Regions from separate parts of the Homo sapiens genome. Here region 2 is linked to region 1. A link is a contact called in ENCODE Hi-C or POLR2A ChIA-PET data. All regions are on one chromosome and are shown on one strand. Each heading gives the region's core, a stretch centred on a gene start or an enhancer-like site at or near the end of the contact. The rest is flanking DNA. Distances are from core to core; before and after follow the strand shown. Region 1 overlaps PARN (poly(A)-specific ribonuclease). Region 2 overlaps BFAR (bifunctional apoptosis regulator).

Region 1 (2,700 bases), core at 63-2,562:
GTGATCCTCCCACCTCCGCTTCTGGAGTAGCTGGGACCACAGTTACACTGCACCACTCCCAGCTAATTTTTAAGATTTATTTTTTGTAGTGAGGGGCTCTCAGTATATTGCCCAGGCTGGTCGCGAACTCCTGGGCTCAAGTGATCCACCCAACGTCGACCTCCCAAAGTGCTGGGATTCTATGCCTAGGTCAAAATAAAGCATTTTTAAAAAAGTCTTTGAACTAAAATTTCTAGGGTAATTTGGTAGAATTACATTGTCACATGTTCTTATAGTTAGACTGTTTTTGGTTGTGATTATTTTCTTGGTTGATGACTTCATTCCTTAAAGGTACTGATGGTTATGGTCTATTCTTATTCCTCAGAGAGAAAATAGAGGATTTATTACAAAGTGAAGAAAACAAGAACTTGGATTTAGAGCCATGTACCGGGTTAGTTGTCCTGAACATTTCTGCATGTCCTTTTTTTGGAAAGGTAGATGGTTTGTGGCATTTGATGCATCTAGTCTTTTAAAAACAGCTTTATAAAGGGTCTTTTTATTATTGCTATGTTCTCAAGAATTAAACACTAACTTTAGCGTTACACAGTGGGGATGACTGTGTATACTGAGACACTGAATGAATGCTTTGTCCTGTACTTGGAGCGGAGAAAACTGTTGTGCAACCTTGACTTTCAGTTATGCCCAAGAGTGGCATAATTAATTTGGCCTTGAGGCGCGCTTAATACGTGAAGGCTTCAGAAGAAAGAATTCACTTTCAGGCTACTTCCACCCTTTTAATTTCTCTCTGTATTCAGAGAACATTAGCATTTCAAAGAGTCAGTAACGTGATTGTCTTTTTTTCCTTTTACTTTGTGAGGAGTTTCACAAAAGTATTTCAATGCATCTGTCTACTTTAAGCTCTCTTTATGCAGCTGCAGGAAGCAATATTTTGATTAGACGAGAACTTCTACCTCTTCAGTAAAAGCAGCATAATATTAAAGAAAATTTTAGAAGACAAGTGATGAGGAAATCCCCCCACCTCAAAAAACCTGCGTATTTTTGTTTGCAAATTACCTATCAGTTCTAATGAAGTCTCTTTTTAAAGCGAAATCCTTCTCAACAAATGCTTGATCAGTTTGGATTTACTTCTAATGAGCCAAAATCAATACCTTTTCTTTTGTTTTTATAGGTTCCAAAGAAAACTAATTTATCAGACTTTGAGCTGGAAGTAAGTATTTATATTGTATGCAGCAGCTCTGTGGGGGACCCAGGATTTAAAGACTAAATATAATCTCTTAGTTCTCATTTCCTTTTTGAAATTCTGCGGTTCTCAGTGATTTGACTACATGAAGTTCCCCCTACTTTCTTAAGTTGAATACTCACTTAATTTTCTTTTGTTATTGTTTTTTAACAGATGCTTTAAGGCTTCTTAAAATAATTATCACTTTGGTGCATCTGTTAAGCTATGGATTGGTAGTGTTTTTGTCCTTTGGGGTATACAATAAATATTTGGTTTTCAGACCTAGGAAATACTCAGATGAATGCTTTTGGTAAAGCAAGAGTTCTTAACTTAGGGTGAGACTATGGATGGGTTTCAGGAGGTCTGTGAATCCCCTGAAATAACATCCAGACTTTTGTGTGTGTATTTTTCCAAGGATGTTTCCCTTGGTTTCCTTGTGTTTGCAGGTGGGTCTTCAACTCAGAAATTGAACATTGACATAGACAGGTGGACATTTCCATTTGACTTTGGGGACCTTGTTCTTCTGTTGGAATCTACCAGTGACATGTATACTGGGAATATACTTTGAACACAACAGGAAAGGGCTGTTTAGTTTGCCCACACTCCTTTCCTGTCATGTCGTCCTTGCAGCCTACTCCACCTGCATTCCAGATCCCTCTCCTCCTTGGCTGATGCAAGCTGTTAATACCATGCAAAACTACAGCAGAGCTGGCCATCTAAAACCTCCTCTTTATATGCCCTGTGCAATCTAAAAAGACTCAGGCCGGGCGCGGTGGCTCACTCCTGTAATCCTGGTACTTTGGGAGGCCGAGGTGGGCAGATCACCTGAGGTCAGGAGTTCAAGACCAGCCTGGCCAACATGGTGAAACCCCGTCTCTACTACAAATACAAAATTTAGCCGGACATGGTGGCACATGCCTGTAATCCCAGCTACTTGGGAGGCAAAGGCAGGAGCATCTCTTGAACCCTGGAGGCAGAGGTGCAGTGAGCCAAGATTGCGGCTTGGCACTCCAGCCTGAGTGGCAGAGTGAGACTCCATCTCAAAAAAATAAATAAATAAATAAAATAAAAAGACTTTCACAATTTCAGTTAGGAAACATTTTTATATTTGGAAGCAAGATTTGACTCTGTGGTAATGAGTTGACTGTATTTTGAGATGTAGGACATTTTAGAAAGTGCCTAAGTCCTGGTCAGGCGCAGTGGCTCACACCTGTAATCCCAATACTTTGGGAGGCCCAGGCGGGAGGATCACGAGGTCAGGACATCGAGACCATCCTGGCTAACACGGTGAAACCCCGTTTCTACTAAAAATACAAAAAATTAGCTGGGTGTGGTGGCAGGTGCCTATAGTCCCAGCTACTTGGGAAGCTGAGGCAGGAGAATGGCGTGAACCAGGGAGGTGGAGCTTGCAGTGAGCCGAGATCGCGCCACTGCCCTCCAGCCTGGGCGACAGAGAGAGACTCTTGTCTCAAAAAAAAAAA
Region 2 (2,700 bases), core at 80-2,579, 50 kb before region 1:
AAAAAAGAAGTATACTATAGAGGCCGGACATGGTGGCTCACGCCTGTAATCCCAGCACTTTGGGAGGCTGATGCAGGCAGATTGCCTGAGGTCAGGAGTTCGAGACCAGCCTGACCAACATGGTGAAACCCTGTCTCGACTAAAAATACAAAAAAAATTAGCCGGTGTGGTGGTGGGCACCTGTAGTCCCAGCTACTTGGGAGGCTGAGGCAGGAGAATCGCTTGAACCTGGGAGGTGGAGGTTGCAGTGAGCCAAGATCATGCCACTGCACTCCATCCTGGAGGCAGAGCGAGACTCTGTTTCAAAAAAAAACAAAAAACAAAAAAAAACAAAAAAAACCAAATTGCATACTACAGGCTGGGCATGGTGGCTCACGCCTATAATCCCAGCACTTTGGGAGGCTGAGGCGGGTGGATCACCTGAGGTCAGCAGTTTGAGATCAGCCTGGCCAACACGGTGAAACCCCGTCCCTACTAAAAATACAAAAAATTAGCTTGGCATGGAGGCGCACACCTGTAGTCCCAGCTACTCAGGAGGCTGAGGCAGGGGAATCGCTCGAACCTGGGAGGTGGAGTTTGCAGTGAGCTGAGATCGCGCCATTGCACTCCAGCCTGGATGACAAGAGCAAAACTCCATCTCAGAAAAAAAAAAAAAATCATAATTACTATTAATTGGTGGAGGGGTGTACAATGGTGATATTGTAATTTTGTCTTTTGAAAAGTCCTTACTTTTCAAGCAGGACATGGTAGTGATACAGGAGTGAAGAAGAAGTTACTTAGGCAGATAGTGAGGGTAAGGGAGCCCTCATTAAGGTTTTCCTTTTTTTTTTTTCAGATGGAGTCTCGGTCTGCCACCCAGGCTGGAGTGCAGTGGCACAATCTTGGCTCACTGCAAGCTCCGTCTCCCGGGTTCACGCCACTCTCCTGCCTCAGCCTCCCCAGTAGCTGGGACTACAGGCGCCCACCACCACGCCCAGCTAATTTTTTTTTGTATTTTAGTAGAGATGGGGTTTCACTGTGTTAGCCAGGATGGAGGTTTTCCTTTTAATGAAAAGCAGCCTCAAATCATTTTCCTTTCTAACAAACAGCAGCCTGTAAAATGGAACTGCAGACACAGATGCTGGCAGTTATGTCAATCATGTTCAAGACAGAAGCTCCATCTTCCCTTCTCTTTGTCAGCCACATGTACAGTACAGTAAGGAGCAGACAAGATAGCACCAGCCAAGGGGACAGAAAGTTCCTTTGCATAATAAGATTAGGGTGGGGTGACCACCCTTCCTGTGCACTGTGGAAACATCATACCTGATCGAACCAATCTGTGAGCCCTATGTAAATCAGACACCGCCTCCTCAAAACTGACTAAAAAATCCAGCACATCTGCTGCCTGCCAGTCTTTTCCTCTTGGAAGTCCCCTCTCTCTTGCTAGAGACAGAGCTGTTTTCCTTTCTCTTACTTTTGCCTATTAAACCTCTGCTCAACTCTTGTGTGTCTGTGTCCTAAATTTTCCTGGTGCAAGATGACAAACCCCAGTTCCCCAGGCAATGTAGCTGCTTCAGTAGCCTGTGCCTGTAGCCCCAGCTACTTGGGAGGTTGAGGTGGGAGGATTACTTGACCAGGAATTTGAGACCAGCCTGGGCAACATGGTGAGACTCCATTTCAAAAAAAAATTTTTTTTTAAGAGATTAATGCTGAAATATTTACCTATGAAAAATATGGCAGCTTGGCTGGGCGCAGTGGCTCACGCCTGTAATCCCAGCACTTTGGGGAGGCTGAGGCGGGCAGATCACCTGAGGTCAGGAGTTCAAGACTAGCCTGGCCAATATGGCAAAACTCCGCCTCTACTAAAAATACAAAATTAGCTGGGCATGGTGGCACCTGCATGTATTCCTAGCTACTCTGGAGGGTGAGATATGAGAATTGCTTGAACCTGGAAGGCAGAGGTTGTAGTGAGCTAAGGTCGCACCACTGCACTCCAGTCTGGGAAACAGTGAGACTCTGTCTCAAAAAAACAAAAACAGGTCAGGCGCGGTGGCTCACACCTGTAATCCCAGCACTTTGGGAGGCCGAGGCAGGCGGATCACAAGGTCAGGAGATCCAGACTACCCTGGTTAACATGGTGAAAGCTCGTCTCTACCAAAAAATAAAAAAATTAGCCGGGCACGGTGGTGGGCGCCTGTAGTCCCAGCTACTTGGGAGGCTGAGGCAGGAGAATGGCGTGAACCCAGTAGGCAGAGCTTGCAGTGAGCTGAGATCGCGCCACTGCACTCCAGCCTGGGCGACAGAGCGAGACACCCTCTCAAAAAACAAAACAAAACAAAACAAAAACAAAAACCAAATAACACAAAAAATAACAAACATTCTATTTCAGGAGCTCCACGCACATTCTTTACAATATTTGAAACTAGTTATTAAAGTAATACACGCACATATTACAGAAGCATTTTTTATTTCTTTCTTCATTTGAGACAGTGTCTCACTCTGTCACCCAGGCTGGAGTGCAGTGGCACCATCTCAGCTCACTGCAACCTCCACCTCCTTAGTTCAAGCAATTCTCCTGCCGTAGCCTCCTGAGTAGCTGGGATTATAGGCATGCACCACCACACCTGGCTAATTTTTGTGTTTTTAGTAGAGATGGGGTTTCACCATGTTGGTCAGGCTGGTCTGGAACTCCTGGCCTCAAGTGATCAGCCTGCCTCGGCC

The links. A loop is a pair of places that touch in the nucleus more often than their neighbours do. ChIA-PET counts read pairs that join two places held with the same protein, here RNA polymerase II (POLR2A). Pooled maps may share reads with other maps.
Region 2: a pooled map shows a loop between it and region 1 (3-fold over the local background). The contact joins two enhancer-like sites. A Hi-C loop is called at or near these places in 1 of 168 maps with a recorded cell type or tissue (lower leg skin), 1 of 37 single-sample maps with no recorded cell type and 2 of 50 pooled maps. POLR2A ChIA-PET finds 5 or more read pairs at or near these places in 8 of 52 experiments (GM12878, H1, OCI-LY7 and 5 more).

The regions. Positions count from the first base shown.
Region 1 is chr16:14,606,788-14,609,487 of GRCh38, reverse strand. It overlaps PARN (poly(A)-specific ribonuclease), which reads left to right. Exons shown (of 24, transcript NM_002582.4): 8 at 365-430; 9 at 1,169-1,207. Among named protein-coding and RNA genes, the nearest start is that of PARN, 22 kb to the left of the region's middle. Within about 2 kb of position 1,312, at least 3 of the 41 ENCODE cell types and tissues checked have a DNase peak (open chromatin) inside an H3K27ac peak, as active enhancers do; they include OCI-LY7, where a contact is called at or near this core.
Region 2 is chr16:14,656,865-14,659,564 of GRCh38, reverse strand. All of the region lies in intron 5 of BFAR (bifunctional apoptosis regulator), which reads right to left. Among named protein-coding and RNA genes, the nearest start is that of BFAR, 25 kb to the right of the region's middle. Within about 2 kb of position 1,329, at least 4 of the 41 ENCODE cell types and tissues checked have a DNase peak (open chromatin) inside an H3K27ac peak, as active enhancers do; they include OCI-LY7, where a contact is called at or near this core.